2 separate regions of the Homo sapiens genome follow, and region 2 is linked to region 1. Evidence: chromatin loops called from intact Hi-C (ENCODE). Cell type or tissue: GM12878. All regions are shown on one strand.

The links. Peaks named below come from ENCODE experiments on the same cell type or tissue, not always from the same donor. Only the 100,000 strongest peaks of a DNase experiment are listed, where the experiment ranks them.
Region 2: it touches region 1 in a loop (4-fold over the local background); 2 of 110 quality-filtered maps call a loop at or near these places.

The regions. Positions count from the first base shown.
Region 1 is chr3:19,538,633-19,546,632 of GRCh38, reverse strand. No RefSeq gene overlaps it. Among named protein-coding and RNA genes, the nearest start is that of MIR4791, 230 kb to the right of the region's middle. RefSeq lists enhancers at 3,728-3,817, 5,820-5,929 and a silencer at 5,037-5,206. In GM12878, a CTCF peak has its summit at 3,195 (motif pointing right); DNase peaks (open chromatin) are centred at 3,412, 3,682, 5,972 and 6,522; H3K4me3 peaks cover 920 bases; H3K27ac peaks cover 2,918 bases.
Region 2 is chr3:19,359,072-19,367,071 of GRCh38, reverse strand. The region is part of intron 5 of KCNH8 (potassium voltage-gated channel subfamily H member 8); the gene reads right to left. Among named protein-coding and RNA genes, the nearest start is that of MIR4791, 48 kb to the right of the region's middle. In GM12878, no CTCF peak of the experiment used is centred here; a DNase peak (open chromatin) is centred at 4,541; H3K27ac peaks cover 1,326 bases.

The DNA of each region.
Region 1 (8,000 bases):
TGTTAGAACAAAATGAATTGATATCTAAAGCTTCAAGTATAGTGCCTGTTACTTTATAAGTACCCATTAAATATCAACTATTTTCATGTCTTTCCAGTTTAGACTCTTTGTTTAATCTTACCTCAATATCCTCCTCTATAGAATAAGCCTCATTTTATATTTTATGCTCTGATAGTACTACAGGTGTATCAGGAGACAAATAAAAACACTCATATTTTAAGGTGCTTTGCAGATGTATGTGCTTTTTCAAGATTTGTTTACCAAGTTTGGGTTCAGGGCAGGGTAGACTATGTACTTACAAACATCCAGGAGAGTCTGAGAGAGATCTAGTGACACCGTGGAGTTGTGCTGAGTATGGTTTTTGGAATCTAAAGGCACTGTGCTTCCTATTTGCTGCAGAAAATTGCATAGTTTCTCAGCCTCTGCTTTCTCATTCATGACAGAGCAATAACAAAGCATATTTTATGGAGTTGTTGGGAAGATTAAATGAGACCGCATATCTAAAGTACCTGGCATATAGTAGACAGTCAATAAACATCCTCCTATTTTGATATGAAAAGAGGAAAAGGTAAAATATGGAAGACCATGGAGGAAGATCATTGAACCCCAATATAGAGGCCCATTCCCACAAACCCTGATGGTTCGGCTCACATCTTCCCAGAGCTGTGGGCATCCTGGGTGCATGAGGTGGGCATACTTCTCAAGTATACTACTTTTCATTTCTATTTACCTTTTATCTGCCTGCTGTCTCTTCCACAGCCCTTCTGTTTAACACCAGAAAGAGTCAGGTGAAGTAACTGATCCGGAATCAGTCCTAGTATCAGAAGGATATAGGGATTCAACTTTTCTCTTTGTTAGTTCTAGATGCTGGGTTTGTTTTAGCTTCGAGAGTTGGGGCATGAGCTACTTGACTATTTACTATCCAAATGGTTTCTCACTTTTGTGACCAGATAGTCACCTTCTCTGCTCGTATGGACGATGAGTTTTAATTTTGGTTACATCTGAGTAGAGTCCAAGTCATACATGAAAGTTTTTCTTAGACTTGCCTCTCTCCTTTCCCCAATGATTGGAGCATCTCAAGCCAGAAAACATTTCAGAAATCACCTGGCCGAATGTAATTCATCCCATTCATTACCTCCACAATGAACTTGACCAATGTTTATCTAGCCATCTTTGACCATTTTGTTACAGTTCCCTTTAAAATGCCAATTACTTTGACATGTACACAACTCTCAAAACAGAAATTGTGTTTCTATCCATGCTTACCTCTTGTCTTTTTGTTTCTGTGCCTGTCTCTTATGCTGTACTATTACATCCCTTTGATAGCCTTTAAAACTTCACGAAATAAAGAGAAGGGAGAACAAAGGATGTTCTGACCTATCGGCAGACCTGACGACAGATTGGTTTTCTATTTCTAAGAGTTATAAGTGACTATGAACATCATTGGTAACTGAAAGGAAACAATAAATTAATAGCCAGAAGCACATTGATGGGTCAAGAGATTAATTCATTTAGAGGAAAGGTTAATTGGATAGGTATGTGATAAAGACCTCTCAAGGAGATATTTTAATTGACATATCACTAGTGAGGAGAATAAGAAAGAAGAGTGTGATAAATTAGAGGATTTCAATTCAATTTTTTTTTTGTAATTCCCCAAACAATTTTTTTTATTATTATACTTTAAGTTCTAGGGTACATGTGCCCAATGCGCAGGTTTGTTACATAGGTATACATGTGCCATGTTCGTTTGCTGCACCCGTTAACTCGTCATTTACATTAGGTATTTCTCCTAATGCTATCCCTCCCCCAGCCCCCAACTCCCAGACAGGCCCCAGTGTGTGATGTTCCCCGCCCCGTGTCCATGTATTCTCGTTGTTCATCTCCCACCTATGAGAGAGAACATGTGGTGTTTGGTTTTCTGTCCTTGTGATAGTTTGCTTAGAATGGGGGTTTCCAGCTTCATAATGTTTTTTTTTTTTTTTTTTTTTTTTTTTTGCACTGATCTGACTCTGTGCTAACTAGGGTGAAAGAAAAAGATGCGGTTTCCTGAAGAGTTTTGAGGGAGAGAAGCAAGGACAGTCTAACTGCCCAGTAATAGCTTTTTCATTTTGTACATAGACCATTTTCCTCACTTTTTCCATTGTCTATCAAAATTTTCTGTAAAAGAAATAAAAATATGCTAGAGCCTTTGTATTCTGTGGATTAAAATAAATATATTGCACTTATCAGTAACTGTAGAAGAAAGACTTGATCCCCATTAAAGGAATTTTAGGCCATGAAAAATGTGTATGGACATGGGAGTCAATTTATGACATTTTTACAGAGAAGAAAACCTTGTTTAAAAGACCATATGCTAAAGATAGCTTTAAAAATATAATAAATCAACCATGTTAGTGAAAAACATAGTTTTATTATAAATAGTAATTCTGATGATGTTTTTGCATACAAGCACTCATTTTAAAAATACTATTAGGTTAGTGCAAAAGTAATTGAGTTTTTTTTTTACATTAAAAGTAATGTCTTTTAAAACTGCAATTACTTTCACACCAAGTATATCAAGAATGCTATGGTTTGGATATGGCTTGAGTTTGTCCCCCCTAAAACTGATGTTGAAATTGTTGGTTCCCAGTGTGGAGGCATTGGAGGTGGGGCTTAGTGGGAAGTGTTTGGGTCACAGTGGTGGATCCCTCATAAATGGTTTGGTGAGTTCTCACTCAGGCAAGATGAGATTCGGATTCGTTCTCATGGGAATGCCTTAGTTCCTGCAGAGTGGGTTGTTATAAAGCCAGGATGTGCCGGCCCTCAGGTTATGAATCTTTGCTTCTCTGCTTCCCCTCTGACCTTCTCCCATGTTATGAGGCAGCAGGAAAACCTCCACCAGAAACTGAGAGAATGCCACTGCCATGCTTCTTGTATTTTCCCACTTGCAAAATCACAAGATAGACTTATTTTCTTTACAAATTACCCAGCTTCAGATATTCTGTCACAGAAACACTAAACAGATTAACACAGAGAACTTTACTGTTTAAAAAGTAATTTTAATACGTTATTCCATTTACTTCATATCGAATGATCTTATGTAAATAGTATTTCCTTGTGTCAGTGGTCAGAATCTACCCTTCATTGCTCTGCTTGTGATACTACTGCTTGTGATACTGAACTGGATCTTGTAAATATTTCCTCTTTGTCAGTAGAGGGTGCTGGAGAGACACTGCAGAGGAAAGGGCTTTTTTCGTGGGTTCTGTGTCCTGCTTCTTTGATTGGCTCCTGTGGTACAGAGTGACCAGTGGTGTGTTGAACACCAGAGCCATTTCTCACACCAACCTTGGTCCACTTGAACCTCTGGGTGGATTTGCTGTTTGCCCAGCATGCATTTCCCTCTGGCCTCAGTCCAGTGACAATGGACCACTTCTTATCCAGGCAACCCAGCAAACCTCTTATTGGGCTATGTCTACCCCTTTTTCAGAAAGTCTGTATCCTAGCCTTGGAAACTTTCCAAATTTATTCCTTCCTTGGGTACCCTTTCTCCACCACAGGATGTTCTTTCATCTTTTCTTAGAAACCTATGTTCCATAATAATAATTATTTATTTTAAGCACTTCCTGTTCAAGTTACTGTGTGGTTTCTGTCTTTTGACTGGACCTGATACATACATACCTCATGTAGCAGATGCTTTTTGTGCTCTTCTCATACACACTCACGGTTCCAGGCTCTGCCTAAGACATTTTACTGCAAATTCCTGGGACTCTCTGCTAATGTTTTGTCTTTATATTTGCATAAGGACAGGCCAGATGTATGGTTAACATCTCTGGGTGCAGCCTTTAGCCATTGGGACAGATGGGACTTGGAGGATGAATAATCCAGCTTCTTCTTTGTTAGGTTGTGCAACTCATAAGTCATGTTCTGTAATGTCGTCTGGAGCTCCTTAGAGTGATTGAACCTCAGTTGCTCACAATGGTTACCTGCTCAATAATACATCACTTTCTAGCTTCCTTTTTTCAGTCTCATCTTGCCATTCCCTAATCAGTGTTTCCTGAATTTGTCCTCCAAATAAACTATTTCACCAAAATTTTTATATCAGGATATGCTTCTAGGAGAAGTCATATGGAAATATTCCAGTCTCAGAGAAAAGGGAATGAAGAGTCTGAGAATTTGTTTTGTTCAAAGCCAGATAGTTAAGCAGTGAAGTAAAGAACTCAGTTTATCTCAGCCCAAGTCTCACTCTTTATATTTACTTCAGAAAGTGTCTTTATAAAGACAGTGTTAACTACGTGTTAGATAAATGCAGACCTATTATTGTAGTCTAAATACATAAACCCTAGAGTATAGGTGTTGTACATATAACTCTGTAAAGTATTGCCCCATCAGCCACCTAGGCAGCAGCATTAAGATATAGAAACAGTTTCTAATAACAGAAAACTTTCTTTTTTCATTATTTCATATACGATATTTTATTGTCAGTAGGTACCACCTCTCCACAGTCAGATAGTAGATTATCAGTTGTTTTTTATAAATGTGGTTAAAACAGCACAGTGCTGCTCTTATGGCTTATATATGGAGCTGGTTTTGTGTTGCAGTATAAAGCTCTGATTTCTGAACACAACAACCATGTTTAAGCAAAATGAGGAAAAACATTAGGTAGTTTTTCCATGGGACACATTGTCTGTAGTCTTGAGGGAGGAACTTCTGTCTCAGCTCATGGTTCACAAGACCTACAATTGTGATCTGCTCTTGTAACCAACAATTATTCTTTTCCCAAGCTCAGACTCATGAAACTGAGATATGCCAATGATATCTGAGGAATAAAATCCTTCACAATGATATCTCTAAGCTAAACTAGAAATGATAGAATAGACGGCATTTTGGGGAGCCTATTCTAATCAGAAAGTGATATGTCCATCAACTAGTATGGTTTTAAAACATAGAGGAGTATTTGAAGTGGAAAGAAGATGATGAGTCTCCAGGAGGAAGGTTGATATTGATACACATCTTGTTATACACCTATACATAACTATATGCACATTCCTTCTTGCTTAAACCCTACTTCAGCCAATGCTGGGTCCTTTGTCGACTAGACTAGAGCAGTAGTTCTCGAACTTTAGCTGGTATCAGAAGCACCACAGGTTGCTGGGCCCTACCCCCAGAGTTTCTGATTCTGTATGTGTGCTACCCACACAAACTAAATCAAACTCTTTGTGGTTAGAGCCAGGAATCTGTTTTTTAAAAGCAACATAGGTAATTCTAATGGGTAGCCAGAGTCAAGAACCAGTGTTTGGGTATTTCTTTTTTTCTTTTTCTTTTCTTTTTTCTTTCTTTCTTTCTTTTTTTTTTCAGACAGAGTCTTGCCCTGTCTCCAGGCTGGAGTGCAGTGGCGTGATCTCTGCTCACTGCAATCTCTGCCTCCTGGGTTTAAGCGATTCTCCTGACTCAGCCTCCCAAGTAGCTGGGACTACAGGCGCCCGCCACCATGCGTGGTTAATTTTTGTATTTTTAGTAGAGACGGGGTTTCAGCATGTTAGCCAGGATGGTCTCCATCTCTTGACCTCGTGATACACCCACCTCAGCCTCCCAAAGTGCTGGGATTACAGGTGTGAGCCACCGCACCCGGCCTTGTTCAGGTATTTCTAAGCCTTTAACATGTGCACAAATTACCTGAGAATCTTGTCAAAATGTAGATTCTGATTCACTGCTCTGAGATGGGGGTCCAGGATTTTGCATTTTTAACAAGCTTCCAGATGAAGCTGCTGCTGTTGTCCCGCAAACCACACCCTGCGAACCAAGTGTGAGAAATGTTGTCTTCTTTACCCCTTTTCTGTAGACGTGGTTTTTGTGTAAGTTAACAAGAGATATGCTAAGTGATCTAGGCCCAGGGCTCAAATACCTTTGGGGTACTGGAAGCCAGAGTTGACAATTAGATTTGGTTCCACAGGTTGTCTGATTATAGCAGGAGGAACTCTTATGACTCATTTTGGTCAATAAGTTATCATGGCAACTTTCGGAAATCTGTGTTTCCATCTGAGGGCTTCTGGACATCACTGCCAATCATAGCAAGGGGCCCCAAAGATGCTGAGTGTTGGCCATGTGGCTGCAGCTACCCAGAGGGCTCTGTGTTCCCCAAAAGATGTGGCTGAGTTTGAGCCCCTTCCTTATTAGCATTTAATACTGACCCCCATGCAGAGTTCAGAAATAATTCTCTCTCAGGACAAATAAACCATAGTGAAGAATAAAGCTACAGGAGTAGCATAAAGTTCAGAGTCAGCACTGGTTAAAAAAAATTACCATGGCAAGTAAAAGTGCCAAAGCAAAAGGGTACTCTTTACCCTGGAGGAAATTCTTAAATGAAAGTGGTCCCTTCAACTTAGTATATTAGTTCTTTACAAAAATAAAAAGCACAGACACACTTTTAAGTCTCACTTCCTCTTATTTTATTCTTTGTTGTACTCAAATATATCACATATGTATGTTCTATTTTTATCAAGCCAACTGTGAAAAAAAACCCAGAAGCTTAGCTTCAGCGTCAAATTCCATCCCATTTCCAGCTTCTTATCTCCATAAAGGAAAAACCCAAGTTAAAAGGAAATAGCTTAAGAAGGCATAGTTTTGCCCTTTGGACACATTTTCCCACCAGCTGTTTTTTTTCTGGAATGAACAGCTTATTTAATTACCTGCAATGACAGGTATGTAAGTGCTGGTCTATCTCTGCCTCACTGTGCTGTCCTCATGTCTTTTATACTGTTTATTCAGGGCTTGGTGAATGACACAACTCAAGGAATAGGTTCTTTCAGGACACAAGCTGCAGGGAGTAACATTTAGCTTATTCCCTCTGATGAGACCTACTCACACGGTGGGCTACTAAGGGAAGCTTTGAAGGCATCTGTGTGAAGTGGCAGACATTTCATAAGCTCTGCTTCTAGCCAGAGGAACTGTGGGTAAGAGGGCAACAACATTTGCCACAGAGAAAGCTCTGAGGCTTCTGGCTGATAGTGCTCAGGTCTTCTGTGGCCAGGGATGGTGGTTGTGACATATATGTGTGTGATTTCTAAAGCAACAGCAAATCTCTATAGAAAAACTTTATGGGGAAAAATGGTATGTGTTTGTAGAATATATTTGTGTTAGTGAATAAACTTCCTGTATCTTTCTGTAATTAAAGAGTTCAAAATAAAACTTCACTGAAATTCAGATAGACATATTAGAAGCCACACGGGTTGGGGATAAGGTGGCTGGGGGCAGAAACAGCATGTTTTTCTGCCCTGGTGGCTCTTCAACAACTTTTTTTAAAAAGGTAAATGTTGACTTGATTGTTAACACTGTGATGAATAGACTGTAGGGGACATATTATGAAAGCTACTTTGTGACCTAAGCAGAGAAAATGTCAAAGAGAGGACTCATTTTCCAGAAGGTGGCCTGGAACACTGAGTGAGAGGGAAAAGGAGGAAGCATGAGGAAGGGCCAAGGGGAGAGGAGGGAGCGGGAAAGAGAGAATGGAGAGGATGTAAGTGGGAGGAGGCTGGAGATAAAGGGAGAGCCAGGAAGAAGTTGGGGAAGAGGAGAGGGGGGGCAAGGAAAGGTGAAAAAATCAGGAAGGAGAGGTAAGAAGGAGATGAGGGGAGGAGGGGGAAATAGGAAAGGAACCAGGGGATGAAAGGTCAGGAAGATAAACTGACATTTGTTTAGCGTTTATTGTACGTCGGGTAGTGTGCCTTCACAAAAATTACTTCATTAATTCTCACGAAGACTCTGAAAATTGGATATATTTTATTCTTCAAGTTTTAGATGAAGGAATTGAGGCTCAGATGTCTTAAATAACTTGTCCATATCACAGAGCAAGAAAAAAATGGTTGGAGGCAAACACTCCTTTGTGTTCTTCCAAAACTTCTGCTCCTTTCTCAGCTTAATATTTATTTGGACCATTTGCCTTTCTATAAAGTGAAATAAATAGGCAAAGGAAAGCCTTTTGGAAGAGCCCTTAATAGAGCCTATGCCTGCACTTGTACCCAAGC
Region 2 (8,000 bases), 180 kb after region 1:
GAGCAAGTGGTGATGGAGAAAAGGATAGAAATAAGGAGTCAAGACCCTGAAGGGTCTTCTATGCTTCTAAGTAATTGCCACATCAGCTCTCTTGGGTGACATCATTTTGGTCCTCAACAAATATTTAATACATTGACTACATAAAGACTTACATCCACACACAGGTAGCCAGAATGTTTTCTGTCATCTAAAAATATTTAAATAACTTTTCACTATATTCAATATATATTTGTTTTTATCATTTATTACTTATGTATTTACTGATCTTAAAACTATTGGAGTGACGGGAAGAGGAGGTTATTCCAATAGGAAATGCTAACACCATGGACTGAGATGGAAAATACAAACCATGTGAATAATGCCTTTTCTATTTTGAGAGTAGAATTTTATTTTATTTTTTTATACTTTAAGAAAACATACTTGAAAAGTGGAAAGAAGAGAGAATGACATAGCAGAACTCGTTTGGTAAGAGGGAAAAAAACCCTTTCATTACATTAAGTTTCTAAATCAAGAACTCACAATTTTCTCCTGGGTTTCTAAATTTAGTAACATTCCATTCTTAATATCCCTGCCTTGTTCAAAACAAGCACCACTATTTCATATTTTATGAGCACATGCTCTTCTCATAGTCTATTTACAGTAATATATGTCATAAGGCAGAATCATTCTCAGACACATGCTAAGACAATTTTCCTTCATATTTGCCATCTCAAATATTTCAAATTTAAACATTCAGGTACACTGTGAAATAAGTTTTGAATCCATCAGACAAATACAACTTCATTTTCCTTGTGGCATTAAACCTAAGGAAAAAATAGGAATAAGTAACAATAATGCAATATGAATATTATAGTATCTGAATTACTCCATCAAATTAAGCGACTTTAACTAGTATAAAAAATTCAGAAAGCAGCATACAACCTATAATATTTCACAGTAGCTATTACTATGGAAATATTAGCATGGACAAATGGCATTTCAACTAGAGCTTCACTGACCAAAAATGCTCGAAGGATAATGTAATTTTTTTAAAAAAAGATGTGTTATAAGCTGTATATATTAACATTCTTTGGCCCAATAATTCCACTGCTTCTTAAAAGAACTCCAAATGTGGGAGTAAAGCATCTGGCTGTCCCCTTTGCTTGGAATGTTCTTCATCAAGAGATACAGTTGATTGCTTCTTTATTTCTCTTCTGTCATTATTTAAATGTCATATTCTCAATTATACTTTGCGTGGCCACTGATTTAAAATTGCAGCCCATTCCTTCCCCCTTCTTTGCTTTATTTTTCTACGTGCAACCTGTCACTATCAAGCATGCCATTTAAATTAATTGTTTTGTTTACTGTTTGTCTCCTATCAGGATGTAAATCATATGAAGGCAAGAACCTGTGTCTATTTGCTTCACTGGCCTATCTCCAGCATCTAGAACAGTACATGGCAAATGATAGGCACTCAGTACGTATTTGCTTAGTTAGTAAATAAATATATTTTTCATAGAGATGTTCATTACGATTTTTATATTTAAGTGGCAAAAAATCAAAATCATCTTAAATGCGTAACAATTAAGATGCGGTTATATAAACTAAATAATCATTATATGATGGAATATTATGCAGATATTAAATATGTTTATAAATATTTATAAAACACAGAGAAATAATTATATTAAAATGTTATGAGAAAAAATATTCCCCAAGTTTGCATAGAATACCAGCACAACTACATTAAAACAAGTAGAGAAAACAACACACAGAAAGATTTAAAATGGAAGCAGACATTGTTTTGGAATGGCTGTAATTGACAGACATTTGTTTTTCTCCACTGCTTCTATTTTAAAGTTTAGATAATTAGCACAGTATATGCACAGAGGAACATTAAATCACAAGAAAATACCTTAAAATGTAATTTGTAGGTTTATCGAGAACATTGTCCTTGAGTATGATTTTGCTTACAGTAAAGAATGGTGGAATTATTTCCAAAAATCTGTAAGTCTGTCTAATAGAAAGTGATGGTGAATAAAGTAATTCTTATAATTAAACATAAGCCTATTACATCTTGCCTAAGGAAACATCCATTGCTATGTTTGAAACAATCAAATGAAAAATAGTCTGCTCTGCAGTTTCATATGGTTAAGGAAAATGTAGTGGTTACACATCCTGGGTATCCGTTCAATAGTTAATTTATGATAGCGTTTCATCTTCCCATAGTGAATTCTGAAAAGCCTAATGAAGCAATACGTGAACTGACAGTTGATTTGTAAAACAAATGCAATTTTAATCTTTGCTTAAGTGCTTAAGTAGGTACTTTAAAGTCACCTAATTTGAGAGCTCTTAATAAGAATGATGAAAACAGTACCTTACTTTTCAATGCACGGTCTTTTCCCACCAAGATATTCTGACATGTAAAATCCCTACATTTTTGAGATAAGACACTTACTACCTTACACCTCACTGGGAATCTGAAGTGGTAGTGTAGTTTTCTGTTTTTTGTATAATTATTGCTATATACGCAGGCTTAGATTTATTCACCAAAAAATAGCTGGCCAGTAACCAAGTCGGCAGTGATTCATTTCTAGTCAAAGATCAATGCTCAATATAATACATTCCATTTAATAAATGTTCCAAATATATTATCTTGGCATACAGACACTGTAAATATTCTCATAGCTGCATTATAAATAGCTTTGTGGGACAAAGGTCAAATCCGAGCCATGAATGCCGTATTGAGTCATTGTTAGTGAGAGACCCTATTACTCAATCCTAGATTAGCGTGAATGGCTAAACAGAATAACTGGAAGGAGTCTCCTCAACACGCTTAAGGCTTTGTGTTGTGGAGGCGTGGGCATGAAGACGTGGGGGTATATGGGTATACGGACCTCCATTGCCACCTTATATCTAAAAGGTGTACTAGGAATAGGTGGGAGAATCTGACTATGTTAGTAGTAGGGGAGGAGGAAAAATGAGATTTAAAGAGGAAGAGAGGAAGGGAGAGAGGGAGCCAAACACTAAGAGACGAATGGATGTTAACTAATCAAAGCTTAACTATGTAGTCAGGGTATACCAGAATGTCCAAGCAATTCAGGGGTAAAATTTAATTTAATTTTCTCCTCATCATAAAACTTCAACTTTATTTATTATTAGATGTCTTTGCCTTCAGTATCCAAGTCAGTATCTTTAATTTTAGCCATTTTACCTAAGGAGGAAATGACATCTTTGCAGTTTTCAGGAAAATGACTATACTATAAATTGGGATTTGCTTATACAATGAAATAACATTAAAAAGTCCATACCCTTTCAGGGCCCACTGATGTTTGTGTATTTACCCTGATAGAAAAAGACATCCAAGAATCCTAGAATTAAAGTACCTTTTTGGGGGCTACTAGTGTAACAAGCATTGATATGAGTAGAGTTCAATGGTACAAGAGCACTACCCCTTAGTTCCATTTAACACGAAACGGAGATTATATAGGTTATGCACAATAAAGAGGAGATTTGGAGAAAAGTTTTTTGAAGCAAGTATGTATTTGTAAATGATACTAAATATTGAACTCAGATCCAGCAAAATTATGAAGCTGTTGTTAAGAGACCTCTTGAATACTCAAGCTGGTGATTAAGCCTTTAGCTAATGACTTGCTTCTAGACTGTGTTACTGGAAGTCCCAGTTGTGCCTTTCAGGCCTCTTCAGAGCTGTTCAGGAAAAAAGGAGGGGGAGCTGAAATGCTGATCAGCTCTTTTCCTTGTTCTTAGAAGTGCTGATGGAAGATTGGAAGAGAGAAGATAACTGGAATGATTACTTCTAATGTTGTTTGACATCATTCAATGCATGTCAGTCCCTAGAGTACTGCAGATAAAGGATGCCTGACAGGTAGATACAAGATGATGGTCTTTAAGAGACCTTCTCTTGGCTTTTCAGAAAGATGCTGAGCCAAGTCTGCATAAGTACCTGAAAAAGCCTCCGCTCCTTTAAGTAGTAAATGAATCCTCAGACACTTGTGTTCCTGAAAGCTTTGAGTTGTGCAATGTTCTGGTGTATCTTAGTCCCAAGATTAGCTGGATTATTAAGTATGTTTCAAAGGATGCTAATTTTCTAAAAACAGTAGATATTAAAACAAACCAAGGAGGCTGGGCACAGTGGCTCATGCCTGTAATCCTGGCACTTTGGGAGGCTAAGGGGGGAGGATCACTTGAGCTCAGGAAACTAGCCTAGGCAAAATGGGGAAACCCCATCTACAAAAAAACAACAAAATTAGCCAGGCGTGATGGCACATGCCTGTAATCCCAGCTACTTGGGAGGCTGAGGTAGGAGCATCACCCTGGGAGATTGAGGCTGCAGTGAGCTGTGATTGTGCCACTGCACTCCAGCCTGCATGACAGAGTGAGACCTTGTCTCAAACAAACAAACAACAAACAAAAACAAAAACAAATACTGAGGAAATACAGGCTTGATGACCTTGAACATGCCACCTCAAGATACGCTGCTTTGTTATATTGATTATTTATAGCTGAAGGTATTTGAGAAACAGCAGGTGCAGGAAAGTTTCCCTGACCCTCTTCTAAATGCAAATCATAAAATTTCCCATGAGACAGGTGCTTTCCCCATATCAGAAAGAAAAGAACATTCTTATCACTGAAGACTGGGAGTTGAAGCTGAGATGAATCTGGACAAACCAATCTACTAAAACAACTCATCCTCCATTAATTTCCCCCATATATTTCCTAGTCACTGCCCCACAATTTACTTCCCCTGTCTTGTCACATCCTCACAATGTTTAACACATTTTTAAAAAAGCTATTTAAGCTTTGGGGCCTAACAGCTTATTTGGATTTTTATTTTCTTTATGAAGACTCCTGTGTGTATGGAAAAATATTTAATAAAATTTGTATGCTTTTTTGCCCTGTTAGTCTGTCTTACATTAGTTTAATTCTCAGCCACAGAATCTAAGAAGATAGAAGGAAGATTTTCCTCCCCTACATTATCGACAATAATCATCATTATTGATTGAACAGTGAGTGAGCTGATTTCTTGATATAATTACCTCACCAAATTCTCACAATAATGCTACTTCTTTGCCCATTTACAAATGAAACATTCAGGGTTTTAGCTCTAGCTTCGTCAGTAATTAACCAGATCTTGTATCAACTTCTTACTTTCCCTCCCTTTCTCCTTATGTATACAAATATATACCTGCCCTAATTATGTCACTAAAGTTAATACTAAAAATTAAATGATGTTCAGAAATAAAGATTCTGAGATAGAAAAATTTGGGTATTTGTAAGTTAATAGAAGTATTGGTTAATAAAGCATTTTAAGCAAAAGGAGAAAAAATAATTACAAACAATGAAAATGTGTATATATGCTTATAAGAAATGCTGCACCAATGGGAATTCTGCTCATTTGTTTAATTTTTACTCCATTTGCAAATATGTAAATTGGTATTACAAGCACAAATGCTATACCAAATAATAGTAATGCCGATTGGTGAGTTAAAGTCAAACCCATGTGTTTCTAAAGTATCTCCCATGGTTGGTATTGCTCCTCTGAGAATCGGCAAACTAGAACTACTCAAGTGGATGTAGGAAATAACCTCAAAATACAGCATTGAATATAAATGCCAAATATGTATGGAGTATTTTGAGTTATAATGATTGGGAACATTACTGGTGTGTAGTGGGCAAGGACGTGAGATGTTCTGGCCTGGACAGGATAATCTACCCAATGTGATAGCCCTTTACTCCACAAGACTTTCAACTGTTTGGGCAGAAAAATGTGGGATCTCCTTTATTTTAAATAATGAAGAAATACATGAGAGAAAAAAATCCATGATTCTATTGAAAAACCATTAGGAAAACTTAATTTCATGACTTCTTTTTCTTGTTGTTTTTCCCCACTCAAATGTTTCTCCTGTTATTATTTATTTATTTTGATTTCATCACTATCTCACTCCAGGTCTGAGCACAGGAATTGTTAGAATACTACATATAGGGATAAGGGCCAACAAATTTGCCAGAAGACTCAGTTTCCTCATTTTTTCTATTTTCATAGACTGAAATTTGTCTTAGCATGCTATCCTTACCTGAGTTAGCTATTTCCCAATTTCTGTTGTCATATATTAATGTCTGCTTAAATGAATACTCATCATAATACTAGTTCTTATTCTATGTCCACTTGTACCTCTACTCTTTTAATTTGCCTGTACTTCCTCAATGGAATTATTGTAAATCCAAGTTTGTTCATTATAACTAACTGCAAGTATTTATCTCATTATGCATTTTAGTATCCTAACGCTACAGCCCTTATGAATTGAAATACACAAGAAATTATTATAAATGATTTCTTTTATGTTGTCTCTGATATTACAGTATCAGAGATATATAAAATTGTATCAATTTTATTTTTAAGATGACTAGGTAGAGAATAAGAAGGCATTATAAAATATTTGTTATGGAAAAGGCAATGTTGGGTTAGAAAACATTGTCCTAGACCAGGGGTTGGCAAACTTTTTGTTTAAAGGACTGATTGTGAAGATTTTAGGCTCTGTTGGCCACAGTCTCTGTTGCAACCACTCAACTCTGCTGATATAGTGGGAATGCAACAATAAAACATATACAAAAGAATATGAGTAATTGTGTTAACGATAACTTTTATCTATAAAAACAGGGAGAAAGATTTGGCCTCTGACACTTGGTTTGCCAATCCCTGCTCTATATTCTTTTTTCTCTACTGTGTAGTTTTTCATTATATACATCCACCCATCCACCACACTTGATTTATACTCTACTATTCGGTGAATATAGACTTTGTTTCCATTATTTTGCTCCTGCAAACAATAACCCAGCAAACCTTTTGCACATGTCTGCAAGTGATTCTCCACCTAAAAAAGAATAAATGCTGAATCCTAGGGTATGTGCATTTCAAATTTGATTGAGTCTTGCCACATTGTTCTTATTTTCATTTGCTATCTAGGGTATAATTTCTGTCCTTATCTTTATGACCTCCTTTAGGCTTTTGCTCATGCTTTTTAAAAATTCTGGAGTAATCACTTAACTCTTATATGTATGTTTTTTACTCTAATTTTGTTTATTCTCTATTTGGCATTACAGTTATACTGCTCAAAACTCAAAAGTTCACAGAAGGTATCCAGTAAAATCTTCCCTTTTCTGTGCTCAGTACCTTGTGGTTCTCTCTGGAAGCAAAGAAGCTCAGCAATATCTTATTTAAATCTCCAAAGACAACCTAAGCATTGTCAAGTAAATATACACACACATACTCTTTCCCCACCCCTTTTGTATATAAACGTTAGCATACTATATATACACAACTAATCTTGCTTATTTCATTTCACAATATGTCTTGGAAATTATAATAAATGCATAAATTGGCAACATCTAGAGGCAATTTTGATTGTCACAACTGGGCAGTGGGTGCTACTGGCATTTAGTGGGTAGAGATCAGAGATGTTGCTAAACATCTTGCAATATACAGGGCAGCCTCCATAACTAACGATTATCCAGCCCCAAACTTCAGTCGTCCCACGGTTGAGGAATTCTACTTAAACGATATTGTATCAGGTGTCGATCACGTTTTTCAAATCTCCTATAGTCTAAAAATATTGATGTGCTAGTTTATCAGTTTCTGATACTGCGTGTTATTATAGCTATTTTTATTTTCTAAAATAAGTTTCTCTTTCTCTATGTATATACACATGCACACACAACACACATATATATATAAGTACATATATTTATTATGGTTATATCTTCTTAATAGTTTCTTTTATTAACATATAATATTACTTACTAGCCCTATTAGTATCTTCGTCTTAAATTTTATATCTCAGCTATTTATATTCTTGCACCTCTTTTCTTTTGGTTAGTATTTACATAACAGATCTTTTTTCCAATTCCTCTAGTAATTTTGTATTAGATTTAATTCTATAACTGGCATATTTTTGAATTTAAAAAATCCATTGACTATCACTTATTTTAGCATGTGAGTTACT